Linked DNA regions of Homo sapiens: region 2 is linked to region 1. A link is a loop called in an ENCODE intact Hi-C map of the cell type or tissue named here. Cell type or tissue: IMR-90. All regions are shown on one strand. Each heading gives the region's core, and the rest is flanking DNA. Links, peaks and the distances in the headings are about the cores only. Region 1 has its middle 51 kb from the start of MTERF1. Region 2 overlaps AKAP9 (A-kinase anchoring protein 9).

Evidence for each region. Peaks named below come from ENCODE experiments on the same cell type or tissue, not always from the same donor. Only the 100,000 strongest peaks of a DNase experiment are listed, where the experiment ranks them.
Region 2: it touches region 1 in a loop (6-fold over the local background); 5 of 110 quality-filtered maps call a loop at or near these places.

Annotation. Positions count from the first base shown.
Region 1 is chr7:91,821,944-91,837,249 of GRCh38, forward strand. No RefSeq gene overlaps it. Among named protein-coding and RNA genes, the nearest start is that of MTERF1, 51 kb to the right of the region's middle. In IMR-90, for the core only: a CTCF peak has its summit at 8,275 (motif pointing right); no DNase peak of the experiment used is centred there.
Region 2 is chr7:92,040,225-92,055,530 of GRCh38, forward strand. AKAP9 (A-kinase anchoring protein 9) reads left to right here. Exons shown (of 50, transcript NM_005751.5): 18 at 450-674; 19 at 1,822-1,962; 20 at 2,444-2,547; 21 at 4,784-4,989; 22 at 12,502-12,734. Among named protein-coding and RNA genes, the nearest start is that of CYP51A1, 87 kb to the right of the region's middle. RefSeq lists an enhancer at 1,811-2,105 and a silencer at 1,811-2,105. In IMR-90, for the core only: a CTCF peak has its summit at 8,357; a DNase peak (open chromatin) is centred at 8,337; H3K4me3 peaks cover 168 bases; H3K27ac peaks cover 147 bases.

The DNA of each region.
Region 1 (15,306 bases), core at 4,516-12,515:
AGTTCTGCTCTGATCTTTGTTATTCTTTTCTTCTGTTGGGTTTAAGTTTGGTTTGTTCTTCTTTCTCTAGTTTCATGAGGTGTGACCTTAGATTGTCTATTTGTGCTGTTTCAGACTTTTTCATGTAGGCATTTAAGGGTATGAACTTTCTTCTTAGCACTGCCTTTGCTGTATCCCAGAGGTTTTGATAGGTTGTGTCACTATTATTGTTCAACTCAAAAAAATTTTAATTTCCATCCTGATGTCATTGCTAAGCCAACAATCACTCAGGAGCAGATTATTTAATGTTCATGTATTTGCACGGTTTTAGGGTTCCTTTTAGAGTTGATTTCCAATCTTCTTCCACTGTGATCTGAGAGAGTACTTGATATAATTTCTATTTTCTTAAATTTATTGAGACTTGTTTTGTGGCCTATCATATGGTCTATCTCGGAAAATGTTTCATGTGCTGATGAATAGAATATATATTTTGCAGTTGCTGGCTAAAACGTTCTGTAAATATCTGTTAAGTCCATCTGTTGTAGAGTTTAAGTCCATTGTTTCTTTGTTGACTTTCTGTCTTTATGACCTGTCCAGTGCTGTCAGTGAAGTATTGAAGTCCCCCACTATTATTGTGCTGTTTTCTATCTCATTCCTTAGGCCTAGTAGTAATTGTTTTATATATTTGGGAGCTGCAGGTTAGGTGCATACATATTTAGGATTGTGATATTTTCCTGTTGAACAAGCCCTTTTATCATTATATAATGTTCCACTTTGTCTTTTTTAACTGCTGTTGCTTTAAAGTTTGTTTTCTCTGATATAAGAATAACTACTCCTGCTCACTTTTGCGTGTCTGTTTGCATGGAATATCTTTTTCCACCCCTTTACCTTAGGTTTATGGAAGTCCTTATGTGTTAGGTGAGTCTCTTAAAGACAGCAAATACTTGGTTGGTGAATTCTTATCCATTCAGCCATTCTGTATCTTCTAAATGGAGCATTTAGGTCATTTACATTCAACATTAGTATTGAGATGTGAGGTACTATTCTATTCATCATGCTATTTGTTGCCTGAGTACCTTGGGGTGTGTGTGTGTGTGTGTGAATGTTTTACAGGTCCTGTAAGATTTATGTTTTAAGGAGGTTCTATTTTGGTGTATTTTGAGGATTTGTTTCAAGATTTAGAGCCGCTTTTAGCAGTTCCTGTAGTGCTGGCTTGGTAGTGGCAAATTCTCTCAGCATTTGCTTGTCTAGAAAAGACTGTATCTTTCCTTCATTTATGAAGCTTAGTTTCACTGGATACAAAATTCTTGGCTGATAATTGTTTTGTTTAGGAGGCTAAAGATAGGACCCCAATCCCTTCTAGCTTGTAGGTTTTCTGCTGAGAAATCTGCTGTTAATCTGGTAAGTTTTCCTTTATAGGTTACTGATGCTTTTGCCTCACGCTCTTCAGATTCTTTCCTTAGTCTTGACTTCAGATAACCTGATGATTATGTGCCTAGGTGATTATCTTTTTGTGATGAATTTCCCAGGTGTTCTTTCAGCTTCTTGTATTTGAATGTCTAGATCTTTAGCAAGGCAGGGGAAGTTTTCCTCAGTTATTCCCTCAAATATGTTTTCCAAACTTTTAGATTTCTCTTCTTCCCCAGGATCACCAATTATTCTTAGATTTTTGTTATTTAACATAATCCCAAACTTCCTGGAGGCTTTGTTTATTTTTTAACTTTTTTCTTCGTCTTTGATGGATTGGGTTAATTCAAAGGCCGTGTTTTTGAGCTCTGAAGTTATTTCTTCTACTTGTTCTATTCTGTTGCTGAGGATTTTCTGTGTATTTTGCATTTTTGTAAGTGTGTCCTTCATTTCCAGAAGTTGTGATTGCTTTTTATTTATGCTATCTATTTCTCTGGAAATTTTTCCATCCATGTCCTATAACATTTTTAAAATTTCTTTGAGTTGGTATTTACTTTTCTCCGAGGCCTCCTTGAGTAGCTTAATAATTGACCTTCTGAATTCTTTTTCTGGCAATTCAGAGATTTCTTCTTGATTTGGATCCATTGCTAATGAGCTAGTGTGATCTTTTGGGGGTGTTAAAGAACCTTGTTTTGCCATATTACCAAAATTGTTTTTCTGGTTCCTTCTCATTTGGGTAGACTACATCAGAGATCCAGTGTTCAAGGGCTATTGTTCAGATTCTTTTGTCCCATAGGGTATTACCTGGATGTGGGTGCTCAGGGATGAGGCTTCATGAGAGCCAAACTGTAGAGGTTGTTACTTCTCTTCTGGATCTAGCTGCCCAGCAGAGCTACCAGGCTCCAGGCTGCTACTGGGGAGTGTCTGCAAAGAGTCCTGTGATGTGATCCATCTTCAGTTTTCTCAGCCCTGGATACCAGCACCTGCTCTGGTAGAGATAGCAGGTGAGTAAAGTAGACTCTGTGAGGGTCCTTGGTTGCAGTTTTGTTTACTGTGCTAGTTTTGGGTTTGTTGGCCTCCAGCCAAGAGGTGGCACTTTCAAAACAGCATCAGCTGTGGTACTATAGAGAGGATACAGGCTTACCCTAGTGTCACCTGGAAAAGTTTCTCAGGTAGTTGGTGTGGCCATACAGCTCCCAAGAGATTATGTCCTTTGTCTTCAGCTACCAGGGTGGGTAGAGAAAGACCATAAGTTTGGGGCAGGGTAAGGCATGTCTGAGCTCAGACTCTCCTCAGGCAGTGCTTGCTGAGGCTGCTGTGGGGAATGGGGGTGTCATTTTCAGGCCAATGGAGTTATATTCCCAGGGTGATTATGGCTGCCTCTGCTGCATCATGCAGGTTGCCAGGGAAGTGGAGGAAAGCCAGCAGTTACAGCCCCCACCTAGCTCTCACCCAGCTCCCACACAGCCCAAAAGGCCGGTCTTACTTTCACCGTGCCAACCCCCCCAACAGCACCAGGTTTATTTCCAGGCAGTGGGTAAGCAGGGCTGAGGATTTGTCCCAGGCTCCAGGCCTTCCCGCTGGGAAAGCAAGTAGGGCTTTCAGGTTTCATGCCTTCCTGCCTGCCACAACTTCTGTGCTGTTTCTGCGCTCCCAGTTCACCCTCTCACCCAGATTCTGTCCAGGAAACTTCATGTTTGGTTGAAATTGTTACAAAGTTCAGCTGGAGGTTTCCTTCTCCCTGTAGTCTTTCCCCAATTCCACTGGTATCCCTTCCCAAGGACCCCTGTGAGACAAAGTCAGAAATGGCTTCCCTGGGAACAAAGAGTGCCCACATGCTCTTCCCACTGCTTCGTCTACCCCTGTATTTCACTCAGCTCTCTATGTTTATCTCAGCTCCAGGTAAGGTCAAATCCTTCTCCCATGATCTGGACCTTCAGGTTCCCCAGTGAGGATGTGTGTTCAGGGGCAGACGATCCCCCTTTCACACCTTCACACTTTGGGCACTCACAGTTTTTTGGATGTCTCCCAGAGCCTGCACTTCCTTCAAAGGGTCTGTGGATTCTCTCGACTTTCCTGGTGTATTCCTGCACTAGTTCTTGGAGCAAAAGTTCACAGTGTGAGTCTCCACACACTGCTCTGTCCATCCAAGTGGGAGGTGTAAGTTAGTCCTGCCACCTATCCATCATTTTCCTCACAAAACTTTTGAAAAACTGTTTGAACTTTGGAAACTACTGAACAATAAAATCTATATTTGTTGTGGGCTTGCCCTAATAAAAGTTTGTAAGTCACTTTTAATTCCTTTCTTAAAAATAATTGCATAGCTAATAATCCTTGATGTTTAACCAACTGCAGAACTTGAATTGTCAATATTTTTATAGTATCTATACCTAGAAAGGCTTATGGAAAACAATAAGGAAACAGCTGTTTTCAAGTCCTCATTAGAACTTAATTTTAGGAATCTTTACACATTCTGATGCAATTTTTACTCTAGCAGCCTAACTACCATGTGTATTTTATGAAACTCCAAATGTTGGCATTTTATCCTGTATTTGAGAAAAAGCATTAAATAATTTATTTTACACTTCTTTCAAGTTTTACCTGCTTAGAGTCTAATAGTCTTTCTTTAAAGGCAACAGAGAAACATCATGATTTTTTAAATGAGATAAATGTTCCAATGGCAAATACACTATAACCATTATTCTGCTACTATTCATAAGTGTTTCCCTACTACACAGCCAGTGTCTGGTACAACAGGAAACTGTTAATGTGATTTTCATTTGTTCCTTGAATATCTCCAGCTGAATATGTGAGATTTTTTTTCCTTAATCTTGGTCCTATTTAGTTTGGGAGGTTTTGTTTATTTCTTTGATTTTCAGTTGTGGTGGGGTTTTTTTAGCTAAGATATAGCAAATAATGTTAAAAGATGGATTTTGATGGGTATAATTTTTTCTTAATGAAATCTACAAACCAAGTAACTGAATTTTTAAATCAGCCATTCTGGATATCTTCTGCTAGTGTTTTAAAGCCTCAGATATTTAGGTGGAAAAGTCTAGAAAGAATAACATTATATAAAAGGATTCAATTATAATCAACATTTTTCTTGTCGCCCATATACTCACTTCTTCCCTTGCCCAGCCTAAATTCCACAGTCAATCACTAAAGCATTGTCCTGCATGACACTCAATTCCCTACTCCACTCTCTCTTCTCTTAGTCACTTGGCAAAACTTCAACCCTCATTAAATTCTACTCTGTCTGCTCTATGTGGCTGATTGATCTCACTTTAAATTCATGACCACTAAACCCCAGTGGGCCCACTATGCTACTTTGTAATCACAGTATATTTCCTATTCAAGTAATTGTCCCACTCTCCTAGGCAACTGCCTCATAATCTCTCCTCAATCTTCTAGCACCTTCTCCTTTATCCTCACTCTTAGCTGATAACCTTGGTTCCTATTTCAATTAAAGAGCCAAAGAGATTATTTTAAAACATCAGTCAGATGCTTACAACCTTCCAGTGGCTCCTTCCCTCTCATAGTAAATGCCAAAGTCTTTACGATGACCTGCATGACCTGACACTATTACATCTCTGATCTCATCTTCTATACTTACCCCTCTTTTATTGCTCCTTCCTTATTGACCCCTTTGTTGTTCAGTTAATACATTAAGTTCTCTCCTACCTCTGGGCCTTTGCACCTGCCATTTCCTCTGCCTAGAACGCTCTTCCCCTGTATATATTTTTATGGCTCACTCCTTTGCTTCCTTTCTCTTTAAATATCACCTTCTCAATGAGGTCTCCTCTGACCCTTTTATTTAAATTTGAATCCCTTCATTCACCCTGGAACTCCCTCTACCCTTTTCCTGCTTTATTTTTTGCCACAGCACTTATCACCATCTGCATACTGTATGCTTTACTCATTTATTTTGTTTTTTGCCTATATCCATCTACTAGAACATAAGTTTTGGCCTATGGGCCAGAATTATAGCCTATTTTGTCCACTGTTGAAACTCTAGCACTTGAAACTACTTTATACCTACTGGGTGCTTAAGCAATATTTGTTGAATGAATGAATAAATAAAATACCTTTATTAAAGGAGGTGTGTCGAAACTTCACCTGTTGGCTTGCTAGTTTATGTCAGGTTGTTCTCTCTGTAATCGTTAAAAACAAGCACTTAAATCCACATTTGTATTTGGTCAGTAAAATTACAAAAATAATCTTACTTTTAAGATTAAGCTGTGAACAACGCTGTGTCCAGCAGGAACATCTGTGAGCCGTTTCCTTTGCCCAGAAAAAGAGAGTTGCTGTTGTCCACTCTCAGTGATATCTCAGAAATAATGGCTTGTAGCTCAAAGATGCTTTCTCTCTTTTTACAAAACCATAAGACCCACAAAAATTACATTAGAGCCAGGATTTGCTTAAGTCCCACTCACATTAACCATTATTACTCACCTCCCTACAAGAGTACAAAAGTAACCAAATGTTCCCTTCATGTTAGTCAAAGTTTTTTGTTTTTTGCTTTTTGGTTTTTTCAGACAAGGTCTCTGTCACCCAGGCTGGAGTGCAGTGGTATGATCACGGCTCACCACAGCCTTGACCTCCAGGGCTCAAGCAATACTCCCACCTCAGCCTCCCAAGTAGCTGGGACTACAGGGGCCTTCGTGTTAGCCAAAGTTTTTTATTTTTGTTTTTTGAGACAGGGTCTCTGTCACCTGGGCTGGAGAGCAGTGGCGTGATCTTGGCTCACAGTAGTCTCGACCTCCTGGGCTCAAGCAATTCTCCCAACTCAGCCTCCCAAATACCTAGAACTACAGGCACACACCATTGCACCCAGCTAATTTTTGTATTTTTTGTGGAGATGGGGTTTCACCATGTTGGCCAGGCTGGTCTCAAACTCCTGGCCTCAAGCTATCCACCCATCTCGGCCTTCCAAAGGGCTGGGATTACAGGCAGGAGCCACGTGCCTGGCCCTTGTTAGTCAAAATGACATCCCTAGGCATTGTGTGTGTGTGTGTGTGTGTGTGTGTGTGTGTGTGTATGTGTATGTGTATATATATATATATATCTTATCTCCAAAATGTATTATACCATAAATCACTCAAAGTGTTTTCTTATGTCTATTTTTAAAGATAGCATTACATCGTATAGATCTATATTATTAATACATACAATCTGGGGTGTTGGGTTAGAGATTTTAATTGAATAGTGATTCAGGGAATTTTGTGAAGGAAAAAAAAGTGAGATCAATTTTCCCCTTGCAGACTTTAGTAGGTAATACTAATGTCATATATCTTACTTGCTTTATAAATCATGTTTTAAGTTCCCTATTACATCTAAGTATTTAGAAAAACAATCCACCAAAGCACTGGGGGAATAAACCCTCAAATTCAAATCATTAAAATGAAATCTGTCTCTGAATGTTTGAAAGGATTTACAGTAAAAATATCAGTTTGATATTGTCAATGAAAGGTATCATTCATGAACCTGAAGGAGGAAAATGGCACGCAGAGTTGGGAAACTTTACAAAATTTAAAGCTGCTATAAGGGCAAGGGACTTGGGAGATTATTAATTTGCTGTAGCTAAATTCAGATACAAGCTTTTCTTTGTTATTTGACTTCTGGTGCCATTTTTTTATCGTCAAAATTAACCGAGTAACAGCCACTAGAATTTTTTATTTAAATTTATTAGCTGCATAAGCTAGCTAAAAATATGAAAGTTTTAAGACAAATTAGTTGATTTGAATGTCAACTACAATGACAGGGCCTGCTTGTTTTTCATTACACTGCTATGTTGCATTTGATAACCATATGAAAAGTAGCTAAATTGTTGTGCCTTCTACACAAAACATCGTCTGTTGATTCCAGAATATACAGAGCTACATGGGGAAGGCAGTGTGTTGAGCTGAGAGAGGCAGCTTCTGCCTTCTTATAGCACTTACAGATGGAGCCATCCGATTCAGCCACCATCTTCCATTACTTATAGTTTTGTGGGCACACATCTTATCTCCCCAGGACTGTACCTAGAGCAGTTCTGGGAGTTTCCTATTTCTTCTAATAGGCTATAACTTCCTTAAGATTAGGACCATGACTGAGTCACCTTTATAAATCTCACAAAACCAGTTACATTAAAGGCATGGATGCCTATGTTCCCAATTAAACAATAAGCCCTTGAAAGGACAGAACATCTAGTCTGATTAATCTTAAGTACAGTGTCTTAAACCTAGTTGGCAATAAATAAATATTGACTCTATTTTGAATAAATTGCTGAAGAATGAATGAATGAATGAATGGCAAATACTCTGCAACCCCTTGATAAGTGATAGCAAGGAATACTTTCTGTATAGCAAAGCAACTTTGTAGTCCAAGCCCCCCTATCTCTACTACCTCCTCCAAAGATGGAAAAATCAGAACTACCTGTGCTTCAGTAACTTCAACATAACTAGTATCATTATTTTCAGAATTTAATAAAGTATAACATTCATGTCCTAGAGCTACTGCCTCAAGCTGGTAAGATGGAAAAGATCAAATTCTCTAGCATTTTAATGATTTTTTTTTTTAGACGGAGTTTTGCTCTTATTGCCCAGCTAGAGTGCAATGGCAGGATCTTGGCTCACTGCAACCTCTGCCTCCCGGGTTCAAGCAATTCTCCTGCCTCAGCCTACCGAGTAGCTGGGATTAAAGACGCCCGTCACCACACCCAGCTAAGTTTTTGTATTTTTAGTAGAGACGGGGGTTCATCATGTTGGCCAGGTTGGTCTTGAACTCCTAACCTCAGGTGATCCGCCTGCCTCGGCCTCCCAAAGTGCTGGGATTACAGAGGTGAGCCACCGTGCTCAGCCAGGCATTTTAATGACTTTTTAAGCAAAAACCCTATTGGCCACTAGATGGCACTTGTATTAGCCGTATCTCTAATTTGAGTAGAGACTCTAAAAGTCCTTTGGTAAATATGTAGCTTGAAACATTGAAAGCATTCATTTAAAAATAAATAAAGATAAAAGACCCTTTCCAGCAAACTTATAAAGGCTAATTAAATTTATAGTATGTATATAGTATTGTAATTTTCTAATATGATGTAATCTTACACAATACTAAACTACACTAGATTAAAATGTACTATACTATACCATGCTATACTTTGTTGCAGTATTTTTCAAACTGTGGTTCTGGAAGCCTGTACAAAATAAATGTGGGATTCAGGGCTTCATCCTAGACCTACAAAATCCAAACCTTTACATGAAGCCCAGAAAACTGCATTTTAGTAAGCTCCCAAGGGATTTCTTGCAGAATAATTTCTACAGAATATAACACCACTTAAGACCACTTTCCTATGAGAAAGTCATTTACGATTTCTACTATTTACTAATATTTACTACTAACAATTTCTATCTTCTTATTACATAAGAGATTCCCTATCCTTACCAATACTCCACATTCCCAGTAATGGTTTGTCACAGCCTCCAACAGAGCTCAGGTGAAAATAAGAGAAGTTGAGGAAGAGGACTGAGATTTCCAGAGGCATGGATACAAAGATAATAGGCATTGGTGTGCCAGAACCTCCTGCCACTGTAAGACTACAGGGACACTCCTTGTGTATACCCACTTCTCTGCCTTCCTTCTCTTTCTCAGGCCAGTACCACCCCACTCCCAGCTACCTATTTCTCTGCTATCTCCCAGTGACTTGAGTACAATTTCTCTCCTCTCCCCACCTGACTACAAAATAGGCCCCAGCTCACAGCCTCTCCCCTCTGTCCCTGAAGCTCATATCTAAAGCTAGTCTGATTTCCTTTTTATCAGCAGCCAAGAGAAATAAATAGCAGCAAAAAAAACAACAAAAAACAAAACAAAAAAAACTCTCCTCTGCATTGCCTAATTCACTGTAGGTAGAATTAGCCAAATAAAATTTGGGACATCCAGTTAAAGTTGAATTTTAACAAATAATTTTCTTAGTATAAGTATGTCCCAAATAATTGCATCAGACATAGTTATACCAAAAAATTATACATTTTTGCCTGAAATGCAAATTTAACTGGATATCTTATATTTTTATTTGCAAAATCTGACAACTCTAGCTGTAGGAGAGAAGGAAAGAATACAGAGGTGGTTAGGTGATAATGGCACGGTTTTGGGTACTTAAAGGACTGCAATGAGAATCATCTACACGTCAGGAAATCCAGATTCAAACTCCTGTGAGCATCTCACCTCAGAAGCAGAGGCTCTGCTCAAGATGAAATGGAGCCTCCCAAAACTACAGATGGTATCAGTGTTGAGACAGGTAATACTATCATATATAACAATCTAGGAAACAGTGGAGAAAATACTGAAATGGGAGAGTTCCCTCACAGGACAGGCAACAAGGGTGTGGCTCATCTGTTCAGCGCTCAAACCCCTTACAGGAGGGGGAGTGTGCAGACGGCAGGTGCAGGAGCACAGGCTCCCGCTCCTGGGCTCTGGCCCCACAACATCATCCAGGAGTGGGAGCCTGCGACTCCTGAAGCCCATGTGGGTGTGTGCTACAGTGTGCTCTTTTAGCCTTGCCATCCGCAGATGGTTTGTTAAAAAGGTCGGTGCCCTCTTGGTACCCAGGTCCTTGTCCGGCGTCCAGGAAGAATCAGGTCGCACACCGACTTAAGGATGGTGAATGCAGGGGTTTTACTGAGCAGGGGAAGTGGCTGTCAGTGGGATAGATGGGGAGCTGAAAGGGATGATGGAGTGAAAAGATGATCTTCCCCTGGAGTTTGGCCATCCTGGGGCCAATCTCCTCTCTGCCTGTCCCCAGCCAATCTCTCGACGTTCAAAACGCTCCTTCTCTTCTCTTCTTCTCTGCCATACCATTCTGTGATTCTTCTGCTCTTCTGTTTGTCTCCTCATATGCTTGTCTGCTCATGGATCCTGGGGTTTGGGATTTATATGGGTACAGGTTAGGCAGGCATGGCAGGCCAAAAGGCAACTTTTGGGCACGAAAACAAAAATGCCTGTTCACATTTAGGGCCATGGGTTTCCAGGCTTGAGGGTGGGGCCTTTGCCAGAGAACTGCCCTCTTCTACCCAGTATTTCCCTTTCTCCTGTTCATATCAATACCAAGGTACACCACATATAGTAAGAATAATTATTGTTTCCTCAACAACAGGTATGAAATTTTTGTATTTGTGTATATGTATGGTATTGAGTCACTGTGTAAAATATATTTCTTTTGGGAGTACAGTCCAAAAAGTTTTATAAAGACTGCTCTGAGCCTCTTAGCAAAGGCAGCTATCCTCAGTGACTGCCTGACTGTAAGAACATACATAAATTGGGAAATATCTATAGTATGTTAGCTTATTTTTTTGAGCAGTTCCTACTCCCTAGCACATATCTTTGATATGAGCAATCCTGAAGAATAGTCTACTGTGACAGAGACTGGCTCTGTTCTTTCTTTAAAATGTATCACAGCTCCCAGATGCCTTGCAATTTGGTGGGCTCGTGTGACTGGCTGTCACCAGCAGTGTGGAGGAGGGGGTGATGTGTGTCACCTCCAGGTGGTTAAGAGCTTGTGTAACTTCTCCCCATCGTGTCTGAAGGCTGGATGCAGCCAAAATTTCAATGCTTTAGAAGGTAGCAGAATGATTCATTGGATTTGGGATGCCGAGGCGGGCAGATCACCTGAGGTCGGGAGTTCGAGACCAGTCGGACCAACATGGAGTAACTCCATCTCTACTAAAAATACAAAATTAGCTGGGCATGGTGGCACATGCCTGTAGTCCCAGCTACTTGGGAGGCTGAGGCAGGAGAATCGCTTGAACCTGGAAGGCGGAGGTTGTGGTGAGTTGAGATCGAGCCATTGCACTCCAGCCTGGGCAACAAGAGTGAAACTCCGTCTCCACAGAGTAAAGCTCCAACCTGCCCCTGACAACCTGCATCAGGAATGTTTTCCATTTCATTAACACAATTACGGCATTTATAGTTACTCACGGCTTTGTATTTGTGCATGTATATTAATAATATTACCAATTTGTTCTTGAGTTTCTTTTTCCATACTTCAATTTTTATATGGATCATAATAGGAAATAATGGTGGTTTATATGAGTTATCATTTACACGCAAAACAAATTGGAACTGCTAAGGCCAGGATAGTGAATAATAAATTATACACATCTGATACCCTTCAAAGTAATCTTAAATAAGAATGCAATCTTATGTGCAGTTAGTTTAACCTATCTTTCTTGATAGTGGGATTAACTCTTCTCTAAATAAGTAATTTATAAAAGTAACTCAAAAGCCAAGGTCAGTGATATTCACCTGTAATTCCAACTACTTGGGAGGCTGAGGTGGGAGGATCACTTGAGCCCAGGAATTCAAGCCTATAGTGCACAATTGTTGAGTTTGTGAATAGCCACTGCACTCTAGCCTGGGCAATGTAGCGAGACCCTGTCTCTAAAAAATTGTTAGATAAAAAGTAAATGCGACTCAAAGTGAATGCAGTTAATTTATGTTACTGCCTATCTTAAATCCTTACTACCTCCAGGATAAGATCCGAACACCTCAGCATATCATGCTTTCCCTTGCTTATCTCCCTTGCCTCTGTCTCTACTTCCCCAGCCTCTCACACTGAAGCAATTCTGAATTACTCGCAGGTTGTACTTGTAACCTAAAAAGCTTATTTAAAATACAGATGTCTAGAGTCTGGTGCTAAGAGTCTTGTTCAGTAGAGCTGGGGTGGGAAACTAACCTCTACATTTTAATAAATATCTCAGGTGACTCTGATGCAGGTGAATTACAGATCACCTTTTGAGAAATGCTGATGACAACAAATGATAAAAATAATACTAGGAGATGTTTTACATGACAATTTTAATAAGAAAAAAAGCTAAAAATTGCATTTATTTTGATTATTTTTAAATACATAGACTAGTTACTCATTTTATTTATGCAAAAAGTTATAAAAGTAAGTAGGGACACTTCATTTCTAAAATATCTACTGAATTTATTTCTAAGATAATGAGTAAAGCAATTTTCCACTTTGATTAAGAAAAGTACTAATCATTGTAACTTCCACTGCTGTGCTTTTAAAAATTATGAATCTGTATATTCAAAAGTAAAATATTGACTGGATTTGGTGGCTCATGCCTATAATCCCAGCATTTTGGGAGGCTGAGGTGGGAGGTTCGCTTGAGGCCAGGGGTTTGACATTAGCCTGGGCAACACAGCGAGATCCCCTCTCTAAAACAAACAAACAAAAAAGATCAATTTCTATATTTATTAGGCTGATTTGAAAAAAATAATAGTAGTAATATAAATAGATAATATTACCATTTGAATCATCAGGACTAAACAATCATGGGTTATATTTAATAGGGAAAAAACAGTCTCTAGCTGCCACACCTCACAGATAGAGTCAAAGAAAAATTCATTTTTCAAAATTAATTTTAATCAGGAGGATAGTTCCACATACGTGAGTTATTCAATGTCCCATTGCAACTTCTTGACCATTGGTTTAGTTCCCAGAGCTAGACTCGTTTTAGTGAAATTTGGAACCATAGATCTAAACTTTCATATCTTACTTCAATCCACAGTGAGACTTTTTGCAAATCACTCCCCGTCTCTTTTTACACTCCTCATCTATTAAACAGGACTAACAATTGCCAATAACCTTAAGTCTGAAAAAATATATATACTATAATCATATCTCTAACAAAATTTGAGATCTTAGGAATAAATCACTGGATATAAATACAAAATGTAATTATCCTGAAAGCTTTCCCTATTGCAGTATTGGTAGAGTACATATTTCAAACACAAATATTTAAAAAGGTTATTCTCATCATTAACATTAATAAATATTTACTGAGGTGCCTATCGGGTATTTGGCAATGCACTAGTGAGCAATCTTACATCAAGTTTGAAATAGATTCACATTGCAGAGAAATATATAACCTAAATTAGAGTCTCAGAAATTGGAGACTGGCCAGGTTCTCTCCTCTAGGAAAAAAAGAATTCAAACACATGAAGAGCTAACTGAGCACTGGACACAAATATCAACAGCTGAGCTGAACCACTTCCTTGGCTACTAGTCCTACAAGCATCACTCTCAGATTTCTTCTATAAAGAGATACAACCATAATCCACAAGTAACTGAAAGAACACCTCCTCTGAAGTCTGGGACTTTCTTCTCTGAAGTTTCTGAACTACATCAGCTCTTTACCACAGCCCTCTATGCCTGCTGGCCCAAAGAAATCTGTTCTAATAAAACCTCAAGCCTCCCCACTGAGTATCCTCTATTTAGAATTCCAGAGTTGGCTTCTGAGATTAAGAACTCTTTTAACCCATTTGTAAAAATTTAGTCAAGACAGGATATAACATGTTGCACAGTAATTACACCAAGAATTCCGTGTCAAAGGCTCAAAATCTCATTTTACTTTTTATACATCTTGGGACCTGCAAAAGTGACTTCACTTCTCTGGAACTCTTTTCTCTCATCTAGAAAATGTAAAGATGAATACTAACCTGCTTTGATCAAAAGCTTGTTACATGGGGGAAAAAATACATTTGTAAAGGTCTTTGGAAAATACAAAGAGCTATAGAAATGTTAGATAATAAAGGTTTTGTCCAAGCAAGACTGGAATGGCTACTTCTCCTCATTTTGACCTTCTGTTGAACTCACCTTCCTCTTCAGGCTACAAAAGAAGGAACCCTATATTTCCTCTCTAAGGAAGTTTTTAAAATACATTTTAAAATGCCTTTTATATTCATGTTTCAAGTTCTGCTGGAACTGGCTTTTCCCCCCCCATTATATATACAAGATAATGAGGAATTCAGAAGAACCACCTGCTGATGAAAACATTCACAAGCTGGCCTGCTGCCCAGCAAGGATGAGTCCAATCCATAAGCAACTGGAGAAATCTGCCTCCTTTAACACAAGCAGTCGGGTCCCTAATCTTGCATCACAGACTTTAGGCTCTCAGCTCTTAAACAAATTCTCACAGAATGAGAATACCTCTCCCAAGAAATTTGAGTTTCGAATTGGTTGAATTCCTTACCTCTTGGGAGCTTTTCCTTCTCTGATTTGTGTCCTGAAAATAATTCTTTTATTTCTATTACAAAGCATTTTTGCATATTTTGGTACATGAACAACCAATACCGATGGAGAAGAGTACCACTTTAATGAATTCACACATAGGTATGAAATTATCTGTCTACTGAAGTAGACAGGTGCCCTCAAGACGAGATGATGAAAAACAAATGCTCTTCCTTATTCCCAAATTTTACAGTCATTCTGTTTTGTTTACGATGGCAATGAGGAGAAATTGTCCAGCCAAAAGACTTTCAACATCTTATTTCACCCATCCTGAAACAAAGTAAAAGCATAAAATATAAAAATAAAATACAATTCTGAGTTCTAAAGAAAGGTATTGCCTTAATCCCTTTTACCAGTCCAGAAGTGCTAGATTAATGCTTGATAATACTTGTCATTGTTTTGTGTGAATACTTTGAAAAAAAGTAAAAAAGAAAAACACTATACAAATCCTATGGCAATATATTACAGCAACACAAATTTAAAATTCGTAGAGTTTTCACATACACTATTTAATTTAACCTCACAACAACCCCAAGAGGTAGGCAGAGCAGCTATTAGTATCCCCGTTTTTCAGATGAGGAAACTGCAACACAGAGGGGCCTAAAGACATGCCCTTGTCTGCTTAGTAAGAAATGGTAGAGCTACAAGACAAACCCAGGACTGGACTTTCTGTATTCACAGTGCTGCTTGCCTTAGTTACTTTAAGAAGAGTAGAAAATAAGATTGGAAGGGCAGGTAGGGGCCAGATCACGGAGGATCTTGAATTCCAGGCAATGCAGAATCATTCAAGCAGTATTGGGGGTTTTTTTGTTTGTTTTGGTGGAGTTTTTTGATTGGTGTTTTAAATCAGAGTTTATCAGAATAAGTAG
Region 2 (15,306 bases), core at 4,306-12,305, 220 kb after region 1:
AGTACTGTGATAACCACTGTGTAAATTAAATGGGTAGTTTCTCATGTTTCATACATTTAATTTTAAAATATAAATATTCCATGGATATTATTTTCCCTTCATAAAATGTCAAGAGGAATAATGGCATTATAGCTTCGTTAAGAGTAGAAGGAATCTTAAGTATCTTAGTTCTTTTTTTTCTATTAGAATTAGATTAAGTCTAAACTAATTGATAAATAGCTGTTTTGCTTTTGGAAAATAATGATAAAGTAGCTTTATGTTGTTTTAGAGTTGTAATTAAGAAAAACACCATTTTAAAAATTATGTTTTTGTTTAATAATAAAATATCACATGCTTTATGGGATAAGGAATAGAATTGCTTTCGTATTTGTTTACAATATTAATGCTGACAGATTTTTACAAAATGTGTTATGGTTGAATTGTTTTTTTTTTTTTTTTTACTATTAAAGATTCATGATGAGATTTCAGTGTCAAGCATGGATGCTTCTAGACAACTAATGTTGAATGAAGAACAGTTGGAAGATATGAGACAGGAACTTGTACGACAATACCAAGAACATCAACAGGCAACGGAATTGTTAAGGCAAGCACATATGCGGCAAATGGAGAGACAGCGAGAAGACCAGGAACAGCTACAAGAAGAGATTAAGAGACTTAATAGACAATTAGCCCAGGTAAGGGTCTTGTAGTCCCCTTTCTCTCCCCAGTTATTTTTTTTTCCAAACACCAACTTGAACCAGATCCCCAATTAAAACAACAGTATTTTTTATGTAGCCATAATTTTTTTTTTTTTTTGCCGAAATCTGAATAAACTACATATATTTAGCATCAGGAACACACTCTATACTAAGACAGCAGCTTTAGATCTTGTTAGGGACACCTATCTCAACCTTGGAGTGGGCATTGTCTTTCTGTCATTTTATTTAACTCCTTTTTCAAGCACTGGAAAAGTGGCTACACGGTTTTGTTTTTTTCTTTTAAATCATTCCATTAGCCATATATAGCAAACTCACTTTGACATTTTGGAAATAACATTGTGCTGAGGTGCTCCATTATGCAGTTACTATCATTCAGTTTTACTATCTTCATTTATAGTTTTGTGAGTCCACCAATTAGCATCTCGAAGGTTTACCTTTATCTGTCTTTAATCCATCTTTTTAATCATGAATGGAAATCGGAAGTAGTATGCTTCTGAAACTCTTTCCAGGGAAACATCTCTTCTTGATTTGAGAAATGCAAATTTATTTAACATTCTTATCCCTTTCTTGACTAAATTTAAATACTTCTTGGTATTTGGGAGCTGGATTCTTGTCAACTGCTGTATAAAATATACTCACAAAACCATTGCAGAAAAGCAAGAAATATTTATGTAGAAGTTCTTATGAAAACTTATTGAATTTAATTTTGAAAACTGAAGCTAAGAGAGATAATAAATATCTAGAGATAACTATTAACAGTATTCTTTCAAACATAAAATAATAAGATAATTGGGAGCTGAGCATAAAACATTATTTGGAAAAATTAACTTTGCTTTTCTTCATTGCATTTTGTGAATTCAAACTTCTTAATTTTCAATGCAAAATTGACAAAAATTAATTGAACTGCACAAATTCCTGAATATATAGACTTAATTGGCTTTTAAAAAATATTTTAAATTTTGCATTGATCTTTGTATATACTTTTAACCCCTTACGATGGAATATGAATCATAAGTAGAACCAGGGCCTGTTGGTCCCGGGGGTTAAAAGAAATCTGCTTAATATTTCTACCCTTTTTCTCTATCACAAACAGTATTCTTTCATGACCTTTTTTCTTATTTAGAGATCCTCCATAGATAATGAAAACCTGGTTTCAGAGAGAGAGAGGGTGCTTTTAGAGGAGCTGGAAGCACTAAAGCAGCTGTCTTTAGCTGGAAGAGAGAAGCTGTGTTGTGAGCTGCGCAACAGCAGTACGCAAACACAGGTAGTATGGACTTTGCCCCACCTAGGAGCAATGGATCACCAATTCAGTAGGATTTGTTTGTCTTTGTTGTTGGTATGAGATGTATTCTTTTATAGGTACTGAGCTTAACATATTTGTGACTGCATGTGTGTAAGGTAGGTGGAGTCAAAATGCCTTACATTTCATTTAAGGTAATTTGAATCTGACATTCTGTTAACAGCAAGTATTGTTTCACCAAAGAGAACCTAACAAACTTTATTGTTGCACTACAGCATGGATAATTTGAACCCATTAAAATTTTTTATTTGTGTACGAGAATGTTTTATCCTCTTTTGATAACACTAATCTCGAGTGTAGTTAAATATTATACCAACCAGTATCAATTTTGTGCACAGAGGTTTCTATTTTATCTCATACCAATATAGAAGAATGACATGCTGTTTCCAAGTTGACAGGTTTTCTTTCTGTCTTCTCCTCTCTTCCTTTACACAAACTTAAACAGAATGGAAATGAAAACCAAGGAGAAGTTGAAGAACAAACATTTAAAGAAAAGGAATTAGACAGAAAACCTGAAGATGTGCCTCCTGAGATTTTGTCTAATGAAAGGTATACAAAATGTGTACTTTTTCAGTGCAAAGTAAATTAAAATGGTTGTTTCAATGTAATAGACTTTGTCCTTATTTTTATCTTGTACATTGATACTTTGTCTTAAAAATCATCATACCATCTGTGTATGAAACATGTCCATGTATGTGTAGTATGTAAAGGATTTTCAGTTTTTCATCATTAAATAGATAACATTTTAAAAAAATCTTTTCTATATAAATTTTGATTGGATATTAATCACATACTTAACTGTTAATCACCTGATGTTAGCAAAACTTTTCCTTACTTTGATTTTGTAGAGGTTAATATAAAAATGTGAAATATTAAGTGAGAATAGTTATCCTACATTAGTATTAAAGACTTTAAGCACAATATTTTAAACTTTGTTTTGTTCAAATGAAAATAATTTCTTTAATTTTAAATTAAAACTAATATTTACTTCTTAATTTCCTCCTTTTCCAATTTCTGTGACTGTCAACCCTCTTGTGTCCTCCTAACCTCCTTCCTCAGCTTGCATGGAGGAATTTGGCCCCTAAGATTTTGGCTTCCCCATTGGATCATCAGTATGGAACGCAGTCAGTATGGAACTCAAACAAGAAAGACAGTGTATGAAAATTAGAGTTACCACGGCAATATAAAATAAACACTTTGTTTATTTTATATTATTTATCTCTAATTGGTAAATTTTGAAAACTATGCAGTATTTAATTTCTAGGAATTTTTATAGTAAGTGCCAATAAAATGAGTATTTTTTTTTAACCACCATATTAATTTTAATCATTTCTCTTAAGTAGAAATATTTTCACATTATTCTAGTTCTGGGGTTTGGGGCTTAAACAAAACCTCAGAACAAGTTAAGGAAATAAAACCCTTGGCTTCCTACTAAATTAGTTTAGTTTTATTTTTAGTATTCTTGATTATATAAGCAGAGAACTTGATCTAGGTGCAAAAATAGAACCGTCTCTTTCACTTGACAAATACTAACGGAAAACTTCTCCATTTATTATCTTGTCTTAAAATAGATATGTCATGTGCCTGTGAAACAGGTATCCTTTAGCCTGATTTTTGGCAAGCTCCTACAGTGTGAAGCTAAAAGATAAAACTGTCTTAAGGCAGAAGACCTTTACCATGAAAATCTTTTATTTTGTCTGCATGTATAAAGTGTGCCTTTGTTGAACTGAGTTGCTAGGACAAGAGAGTTGTTTAGTTTTTAAGAAAATTAATCAGGCAGTCTTCTGAATCACCATTTATGGAAGTAGCTTTCTTTGCATGGTAGAATGTTCATGTTAAGCAAAAAAGAGAGTGTACAAAAACACTTTGTTCGGGATGATCTCATTTTTGTTTTTAAAATACGTATATATTTATAAGAGAGGCAGGAGGAAAAGTCTAGAAATACAGGCATTAAAATTGTAATAGTGATTGCTGAGGTTTTTTGGTGAGTGGTTAGCAGTATTTTCCAAATTTTTTAAAATAAGGATTACTTTTTAAAAAGAGAGACACACCAAATTCATTCTAGTTGAAAACAGGTTTCTTCTGCCGACTTAAATGAGTGTGGTGAGTGTAACTTGAGAAATTTCTGTCCCTGGAGCAGATGTAATAAAAACGGCCTATGATACTCTCTGTGGTGTTGACAGATAGTGAAATTTCATTACAGACCTTTTTAAAAACACATCGCTGCCTAACTATTACTTTTTGTAATTTAAACATTCAGCTCATTACCATTAACTTGTACAAATACTACCACATAATTTTTTCTGGTGTGATTTTAAAATTATGTTTCAAAATATGTTTTTATGTTTAACATATAGAAAGATTTAAATGTGCAAAATACATATGTATAACCATGGGCAGCAAGCTCAATAACTTGCATATGCTTTGGCACTACCATACTTTTTAAAACTTAAATTTTGTCTCCCAAGATTTTCTCTTAACCTAGTTACTGGCTTAAGACTTTAGTTATTTTTTTCAAGTCAATTAAATACCGTACATTTTAAAAAATGGTATGATTAAGCTAATTGGCCAAAATTTTTCAGACAAAAACAAATCATTTTATAATATAGTTACAAATAAAAAACAAGAAGCACTTTATTGTAGATGCTATTGGGTATTTTAATAAAAAGGATCATCTGTTATTTTTCAAATCAAATATTTTGCAGTGTACTTTTTAGTGGACATAAGCAAAGTGTTTGCTTCAAAAATATTAAACATTTTAATCAGTGCTTCTTTATCTATACAGGTATGCACTCCAGAAAGCTAATAATAGACTTTTGAAGATCCTCTTAGAAGTTGTAAAGACAACAGCAGCTGTTGAAGAAACAATTGGTCGCCATGTCCTTGGGATTCTAGATAGATCTAGTAAAAGCCAGTCATCTGCCAGCCTAATTTGGAGGTCAGAAGCAGAGGCATCTGTAAAGTCATGTGTCCATGAGGAACATACAAGAGGTACTAGTTTTCTGTGTTGTGGAAACAATCATTTCAACAAATCTGCTGAGTTCAAGGCATTTTGCCATGTGTTGAAAATATAGAAGAGAAAATAAGTATTTTCCAGCAAATGGACCTTCAAACAGAAATACATTAGAGCAACTCTTTTCAAACACCATTATTGTATAGCATTTGCAAGTGGGTATCATAGAGTTGTCATTATATTTACCCAGGGTTGCCACAGTGCCTACATAAACCAGAATGCTGTTACATTTCTCCACCGATAAAAGAAAATTTATATATCAGCACTTAGTACTCTTACCAGTATCTGTGAGGTATGGATGACATCCTGAAACCATCCTATAGATTAAGGAAAGATTAGAAATAAAGACTTTTTAGGAACCCAGCACCAGCTTCATGTACCTGTTGAAATGGTTAGAAGAAAGTCTTGATAAGAAACCCAAGATTTGGTGTTACCTTTGGACTGTCCTTTGCTAGATTCTTTCTTCCTTTTGAAAAAGTGAGTTGAAATATTACACAATGTGTATGGATCCAGAGATTAGGTCCTGATATGCCAGAGCTGTCTTCGTAACTCTGTCTTCCTTCAGCTGTGTGGATTCAGCTCTTCTTTCCGTTTCTTTTTTTTTTTTTTTTTTTTTGAGACAGAGTCTTGCTCTGTCGCCCAGGCTGGAGTGCAGTGGCGCAGTCTGGGCTCACTGCAACCTCTGTCTCCCGGGTTCAAGCAATTCTCCTGCCTCAGCCTCTCAACTAGCTGGGACTACAGGTGCATGCCACCATGCCCAGCTAATTTTTGTATTTTTAGTAGAGACAGGATTTTACCCTGTTAGCCAGGCTGGTCTTGAATTCCTGACCTCAGGTGATCTCCCTGGTTTGGCCTCCCAAAGTGCTAGGATTACAGGCGTGAGCCACCATGCCCGGCCTCTTCTTTCTATTTCTTCCCATCACATTGCTGAACTCCATTGTCTCTTGTTTTTTCAATTTCTTTTTCCTTGTAGGAGAGGGAAATGAGGAAATCAAAAGAGGGGAAAAGTTTTGTGAGATGGAGAAACATAGGATGTGGACTCCTGGCTCACAAGATCAAGCCCACAGTTCACTACCATTCCACACTCAAGCACTTCTCCCATAGAGGCAGACCTAAAATGCCAGTTTTTGTAATTTTTGAGAGAATTCTGTTTGTTAAATTTCATGTGGAGAAATGAAAAGAAATTATCCCATTTATGGAAGGTTTGCCTAATTATAAGTTGGCCAGTAGTGTGTTTCTAGGTACAGAGAAAAGCTTGATTTGGAATTGCAAATAAAACTGATTTTTAAACACCTTAGCTGAGTTCAAAGATAGTTTTAAAAATTGTTTTTAGTAAATTAAGAGCTGAAATAATACTGAATTTTAAACCTTGCTTTCAAATTCACTCTTTTCAAACTTGGTGGAAGGATTTTTCAAATTAACTTCACTCTTGGTTAAGCTCTCAGTCACGGCTATTTTATTTCTGCATATGGATCTTTATAGAGAAGAATTAGGTAACATTTTCTTGGTCTGATAAAAGTGTTTATCAAATTATGCTTTTTAAAAAACAATTATTTCACAAGCTTGTTTCACTTAACCATTTAGGGAGGGATTTTGCTGTTCTGCTGGTAAGACCTAGACCAGGTTGACTGCCATATTCAGAAGAGACTCTGAGAATGTTCTGTGCATTACAGATGTATTTTGTGCTTTTGTTGTTGTTGTTAGCAGTTCTCTTAGATACTTCTCAACATGGCTGCCAAAGTATTCAGCAGACAACATACCTTGAAAGACAGTGAACTTACTTCCAGAGCACTGTCTCCATAAAAGGGAATAAATGGATAATTTAACTCAAGCACAGAGGATTATATTTATGTTCATTTTCCATGAGAAAGCAGACCTAAAAAGACTTCTGATCCACTAGCCTATTTTCTTGCATAAGTGTATCTAAATCTTCCAACACACATGAAATATGTATATCCTATTTTAAGATACAGTAATGGTTTTCTTTCCTTTTTTTTTTCCTTTTGAGTCTCGCTCTGTCACCTAGGCTGGAGAGCAGTGGCGCAATCTCTGCTTACTGCAACCTCCACCTCCTGGGTTCAAGCCATTCTCCTGCTGCAGCCTCCCAAGTAGCTGGGATTACAGGTGCCTGCCACCATGCCTGGCTAATATTTTTGTATTTTTAGTAGAGACAGGGTTTCACTATGTTAGCCAGGCTGGTTTCGAACTCCTGACCTCAAGTGATCCACCAACCTCGGCCTCCCAAAGTGCTAGAATTACAGGCGTGAGCCACTGCGACTGACCATAGTTTTCAATTATAAGCAATTTTATGAGTTTAATTCTGCAGACATTTACTGAGCTATTTCTCTATGCTCTCAGCTTTACAGCAATTCATAGTCTAATGAAGAAGTCATTGCTATTCTGATTCAAAGCAAAATAGAGTCATAATATTTAATATTTTGCCTAAAACCACTACGTATATTTGAATCAACTAAAACCTTTAAAATTTTAGTTATTTAACTGTTGACCGATTCTGAAAGAATAATATTGAGATAAGAGAAAAAGCTAAATCCACAGTTAAGAAATATAGTGTATAGAATATTGTAGCAGAGATAATTTTGCTAGGATTAGTATCATTGGTTACATTTACTTTCCATTTAGTTAACTCCATCTTACTGTTTTTATGTTTAGCAGCAGTGTGATCATCTTACTAATAAAATTGGAGCAACCACTAATATTACTGGGGGACAGTTAATGGATCCATCTTGCATCTTTAAGGATATATTGAGTTAATAGAATTTATAATTTAAAATTTTTAATTTTTATATAAACCTGAAAGAAAATACTGGCTTTAAAATATTAACACTGTGTTCCATATGTAAGAATTTTTTCTGACATTCCTTCATAAATATAATGGGAGCATTATTTTTAAAAATGAAAAACTTTTGACAGTTTTATGTTTTTTAGTATAACAAAAAAATTAAACCAGTCTAATTGCGAAGCAACTTTTGCTTTTCAGTTTTCATATATGACTTTTTGTTGTAACACTTCTGATGTGTTTTCAGCCTTCAGGTCTGAACTTGTTTCGATTTTAAACATGTATGGACTTGTTAACACTCAAAAAGTAAAGAATAAAGTTGCTAATATTTGCTTCCTCATAAGAGTAACCTAGTTTATGAAATTGAAGGGAAATTTTGAGCTAACATAAAATCACTTAAACCTGAATGAATATTAGATCAGTTCATAAAAATGAATTCCCCAGGTTGTGTTGAAAAAAAAATTTCCTTTAGGTCTTCACTGTGATGATTCAGTGGTTTTATGCTCACCTCTCCCATAGGAGGCCAGGGATGGAATCTTGTCTGCTGCTGCCTCCTTTTGGAGAAATGCTGTCTTATAGAAGGAATGCTAGGGGCTGAGAGTCATGGCTCATGCCTGTAATCCCAACACTTTGGGAGGCCAAGGCGGGCAGATCACCTGAAGTCAGGAGTTCAAGACCAGCCTGGCCAACATGGTGAAACCCCGTCTCTACTAAAAATATGAAAATTAGCCAGGTGTGGCGGCACATACCTGTAATCCCAGCTATTCGTGAGGCTGAAGCAAGAGAATGCTTGAACCCAGGAGGTGGAGGTTGCAGTGAGCCGAGATCACACCACTGCACTAATCAGAAGGCCTTGTTTTCTTTTTTTCTAGTTCATTGTGATATTGGGCAAACCTCTTAAGTCTCCCAGGGCTTCAGTACAGTTTTCTCAACTGTCAGATCCAGGGTCAGACTAAAGCCTAGTGGTTTCCATTGGAGCCATTAGAGATTCAGAGAGCCTTTGGGGCAGAGAAGGCTTTATCACATTGCCTATCCCACTTAAACCTGAGGAGTTTATCGTTACCTGTCAGGGAATGAACATGATATAATCCATAAAGTTAATAACTAAAGGACTTGAATAACCATCATTTACTATGTTTTAAGACATAAATCCAAGAGGTTCACCAATTTGAAATGATTCTATTTACCAAACTGGATGTTCTAAGATTATTATTGGCATCTTGTGAAGTTCCCCTGCTAATCTATATTATCCTCTGAATTTTTCCCTCCAAGACTGGTTATTAAAAATAAAGTTTAGGGCCAGGCACAGTGGCTCACACCTGTAATCGCAGCACTTTGGGAGGCTGAGGTGGGTGGATCACACGGTCAGGAGATCGAGACCGTCCTGGCTAACATGGTGAAACCCCATCTCTACTAAAAATACAAAAAATTAGCCAGGCGTGGTGGTGGGCGCCTGTAGTCCCAGCTACTTGGGAGGCTAAGGCAAGAGAATGACGTGAACCCCGGAGGCGGAGCTTTCAGTGAGCGGAGATCCAGCTACTGCACTCCAGCCTGGGCGACAGAGTGAGACTCCATCTCAAAAAAAATAATAATAATAAAATAAATAAATAAATAAAGTTTAAGCTTGATGTCTTTCTCATATTTCTATTTTATAGGATTTTTTTAAATTTGGTTTTTTCTTGGAACATATTCAGATTATTTCAGATTGTTTATACTTTCAAAATGTTATTAAGAAAATACCTTAAGCTAGGTGACGTCTTTGCCTTTTCTAGGTACTTTAATGTCTATTTTTAAAAATTAGCCATTTGGCTTAAAAAAGCCAGAGGCCTTTTATAAGTCACTTTCACGCACCCTCTTTATTTTGTGCTTGAGATTTGCTCCCATCTAATACACCATACCTTCAATCTTTTCCTCATGTTGATTCCTTCTCTATAGCCCAAAACATTAGACTGTCTTCATACTGCCTTAAAAATTTAAGAAGTGTTGAATTTTCTCACCTTTGTTCCCTGCTCAAGGTAAATTTCAGCAAACTTTTTTTTTTTTTTTTTTTGAGACGGAGTTTTGCTCTATCGCCCAGGCGGGAGTGCAGTAGTGCAATCTTGGCTCACTGCAACCTCCACCTCCTGGATTCCAGTGATCCTCCTGCCTCAGCCTCCCAAGTAGCTGGAACTACAGGCACGTGCCACCATGGCCAGCTAATTTTTGTATTTTTGTAATTTTTTTTTTTGTATTTTTGTATTTTTTAGTAGAGATGGAGTTTCACCATATTAGCCAGGCTGGTCTTGAACTCCTGACCTCGTGATCCACCTGCCTCGGCCTCCCAAAGTGCTGGGATTACAGGCATGAGCCACCGTGCCCAGCTGATTTGACAACTGGGAGGTCAGTGTTGTCCTCTGAGAGAGCAGCTTTGGTACTGCAGGAATAGAAATCAAGGCTGGTAAACACAGGAGTCTCCATAGCATCTTCCCAGTCGTTGTCTTGTTTGTCTTTCTAGACAAATAACATTACTAAAGTGTCTTGAAGCCGTCTCTTTTTGTCTGTTGGAACATCTCTCTCCTGCCTCTCTCTGATATTTTTTAACACAGGTTCTTTTGTTAGATTATGATATACAGAGACTTCAACTTTGTCTTCCTTCTCTCACTGAGTATTACTCCTAGGACAAATGTATCTACTTCCAAGGTTTCAACTCTCACCTTTCTACAAATGACTCCTAAGTCATTGCAGACCCAAAATTCCAACAGTTGACTCATCTTCACAAATCCCATTAACACTTCAGACTAATCATTTTTCATCCCTACTCTGTATACTTTTTCCTGATTTTTTAGTATTTTTCTTAATGATTTCTCTGTCACCTAAGAATCATCTAAGCTGGAAGCCCAGAGTCATCTTACGCATATCTTCTTTCCTTGTCTTCTTCTACATTGTCTTCTCCAACCTGTGCTTTCTCAATTTTTTCTCCTTTAACTTACCTCTGCATTGCTACAATTTGCTTCCTGATGCACATATTTGATATTATCTTCTTATTCAAAATATGATTTACTCTTTCCATTTGTTTATAGCAAAACCCCTAAGGTTCCTATAAAATTTAAGACCATTTACAACTTGAATCCAGCTTACTTTCCAGCTACCTTCTTTTAGCTCTCTCACCTACCTCACCACTATTTCTCCATGTCCCTTTGCCCTAAAAAGCCTAGAGTTCCCATCGTATCACACTGTTCCCTTTGCGTCACATTTCTGTACCCATGAGAAAGAAAATGTTACTAGAATGCATTTAATTTCTCACATAAAGATGCTGTAAATTCCAAGATTATCTTGCACTTCTAAATGTTTTCAAGGCATTCAATTTTGAGCACATGGAGTAATATAAATAAGTACCAGTGTAGCTGATGTGTTTTTTACTTTGGAGAATAAGGATACAAAGTGAAAGTTGTATTTACTGTTACCTTAAGAATTAGATAAACCTGTATATAATGGGAAACATTTAAAATCATGCCTTAAAATGCAATTTTGGGCTCTACAGCCAGTGACTTACAAAGAGGACATGCTTAGTGAATATTGAATTGTGCTGAATTCAGGTCTTGCGTCTGAAGCTGTATCTGATGTCATTACTACATAGATTAAGAAAATGTGGCACCAGCTACTTTAGCAAGACAAGTTCTAATAAGTAGCTCTTATTTTGAGTGAATGTGTCAAACTGAATGCTTATTCCAAGCACTTGGTACATGAAGATTTCCTCTGCTTTAATTGGTTAACTTTGTACAGTTACTGATAACAAATATGTACTACATGTAATAAAAGAATAGGTAATGCCTCTTCAGGAAACTTCACTGTTGAGTTGTAACATCTGCCACAAAGGAGTATTTAATGGCAGTGGTGAATAGCCTATGCTTTTATTATAGCTTAGAGAAAATACTTGGAAAGCTTATCTTCTACCCATGCAAACTCATTTTTTTTTAACATAAGAAATAAGAATAGTGTGGGTAATGTGGATAACAATGTCCAAAGTTAAATTAGACCTGCTCATCAGTCTAATCTTATCCCAGTATTCCTCTTAAAACAGTAGCAAGCAACAAAATGATCTCAGTTCCTTTTACTGTGTAGCCAAAGCAGATGATATTGCCCAGTGTTGGATCAAAAGTTAGTCATCACCAGATAAATTCAAGCACTTATTTCTATCCTGTACTCCCAATGTAGGCTCAAAAGTCAGTCTGCTCCCGAAAAATCCAAGCACTTATTTCTATCCCTCTGTACAATTTGAAATGGCCTACTCCACAATGCCTTTCTTTTCTTGTGATTGTTTATGTGTTTCCTCATTACATTGTAAAGTCGTCAAGGGTTGGAGCCAGATCTTGTCACCTATATGTCCCTATTACTTAGCAAACTCCACATAGTGGACATGTAGTAAATTTCTGTTGAAAGGTATCTTAGAAGTTTTTATCAAAGAAAAAAATACTGAATTACCCACATGATCAATTTCTGCAAATTCCTATTAGCATAACATTTCTCATTCTTTTGCTTGGTTATTGAATAATATTATATCCTATATTTGCATATTTTATTTGTTTGGTTGCAATATTGTTTTAAAAGACCTTACAATTTCCATGATTTCCAGTTTAGTTTGATGTTGTTTTATAACTTTAAAAAATTATGATTATTATAATTAATTTATGCCTTTAAAACACTGTTATTCTAGTTACAGATGAATCCATTCCCTCTTATTCTGGAAGTGATATGCCAAGAAATGACATTAACATGTGGTCAAAAGTAACTGAGGAAGGAACAGAGCTGTCACAACGACTTGTGAGGAGTGGTTTTGCTGGAACTGAAATAGACCCTGAAAATGAAGAACTTATGCTGAACATTAGCTCTCGACTACAAGCAGCAGTTGAAAAACTCCTAGAAGCCATAAGTGAAACTAGCAGTCAGGTAACCTCCTTATATTGCTAATATGTACTGAGTTTGAAGTACAATATACTATCCCACTCTCTCGACTGAGCTAATTTTGATATTTTCATGGATAGCTGTTTGGCATTTTCAAAGCTTGAATGCATATGCATCTTAATTATCCCTTTGGTTGTATGAAAGTTGTATAGTATAAATGATTCTATACTGAATTCCTACATGATCCTGCTTTTGTTTTGTTTTGGTTTTTGCTTATTTCAGGTATATTAGTATTTAATTTTTGTGATTTGTACTTTCATATATGAAAACAACTGTTAATACTTTTTGTTTCTTAACCGCTATTAAGTACTTTTGACCTGGATCTCAGCCAGTGTTAATGCTGTTGCTACTACTTGATACCATTGTAAATTATAAGCAGTTTAGTTAATGCAACATAGTATTTGTCTTTTGATAAGCAACGTGAAAAATGTTAAATAAATCAGAAGTGGTCAGTGGTTCCAATAGGCTACTTGTTCTTAACAGGCTACTAGAGAGAAACTTCTCCAAAATTTGTTAATGCTGCCAACAGTCAAGCATGTGGGCTCCTCCTGAAACATTCATTTCCCCAGGCCAAGACCACAGCTCATAGCAGCTGTCTGCTTATGTGACCAGGTAGTGAAGTATAGTAGGAGTCTGACCATGGCATTTTCCAGATTTTTCCCAATTTGTTGAATACTAACTCCACGCTGTGTTATTTAGCTTCTTCTGTATTGTGGTAATTTAAATATCACTGAATGGATCACAAAAGCTTTGTGTAGAGCAGTAACCCTATGGCAGAGACTTCTCAAAGTGCAGCCCCTAACCAGCAATATCAGCATCACCTGGTGATGTGTTCAATATATAAATTCTTAGGCCCCACCCCAGACCTACTGAAACTGAGGGCCCAGCAACCTGTGTTTTTAATAAGTCCTTTATATGATTCTGATTCACACTAAAGTTTGAGAACCACTAATCTGTGGATTATTAGTACAATGTTCACATTGTTCTCTGGCTTAATTTTGAAGCACTCTACTAACATCTTTTATATAAAATGTTAAACTAGTTGTTGGCATTAGGTATAAAAAGTTATAAAAATGAAGTATTTCTTAAGTGAATAATATTTTTCAGCATTGGGAGTAGGCGTTTTTAAAAACTTTCTTTTAAATGAATTTCAGCTCAGTTTTTAATCTTCCATGGATAGATGTTTAAAGCCATTGATTTCTTCAGAATAGTCTCATTGATTAATAACTAAAATTATCTTGAACCTGATGAATATTTTTAACAGATTGACACAGAATAATGTGTAATATCTTTGTGAAATAACTTATATTCCACTTTCCTCTTCAATGTGTCATTATTTGGTTCTACTTTATAATAGTATACTTCCCTTTAACCTTCATTTTTTTTTTCACGTATTATAACAAAATGTAAAACAGCTGGGAGGCATGCTGTAATATCTTTGCGTTTTCAGTGAAAGAGAAATTCAGGAAAATAGCTTTGTACAGGATACTCTGAGACCAGAGAAGAGAGCAACATCTGACATGTTAGAGTGTGGTGGGGACCAAGTAAAGTTTACTTGGGAGTTGATGCTTAAGATGTTTAAGATGAGTTATTCACTGGCAAAATTTTTGAATATCAGGGCACTGGACAAGTATCTGCCTTATAGGCTGATTGGGTGATTTCATAACCTGTATTATAGGAGTTATTTACTTTAGATATTTGATTTGAGGGGTAACTTGCCCAGTGGTATGTCCAAGTCCATATTATAGTACATTTATTACAACGGTTTTACCTCTCTTTTGCTTGGACAGGCTACCATACAATCAGGCCTATATTCACTTTATTGTTAGGTTCCTACTGGTTGGGGTAGCTTTCATGATAGTATGAAAAAGAATGCTTAAGAGACTGTCATAAGGCCCTTAGAGAGGTAATCTCTTTAACACAATCCTTATTCAGTAGTCTCTTTGTGGTTCTGCAGAAATGTTATCTTTGAGAGTGTGGTTTCACAGATTCTAAACTCCTGGATCAGGTAGAAATCAAAACCATTCTCTTCTTTGGGAGTAGTTTTTCAGCAATTAAAGTTTTCCAGAATCCAGAAGTATTATTTAGAGCCATAGGAGGTTATTTACCAAGAGATTCTGCTAGGCCTTGGAATAAATTAATGAATATGTAATTTATTCCCATGGAATTATTTTTACTGTAAGAAATTTTTACGGGCTTCCTAATACTTGTTTTTAAGAATTACAGCATCAAAGCTACATGCTTCTATATTTTCTCAAAAAAAGGAATCTGAGGATGAAGCAGTAGTATAAGTTAAGATTTTGTTTTGTCATTGTTGTGTTTGAAACATAACTGCAATCAAAATACTGAAACACATTTTGCCTTCAAGTATTGTCCCCAGTATGCTTAGCATTGGTCTAGGCTCCGTCAGGGTAATGTTTGCAGGTTATAGGCCCTCTGTGAAATAACTTCAAGAAATAGATGAACAAATCAAAGTCCAAAAGAGAGCAACAAAAGTGTTTTACAGTTTGAAGAAATAATTTATGAAGAAAGGTAGTTAAATGGTTTGACATTATTT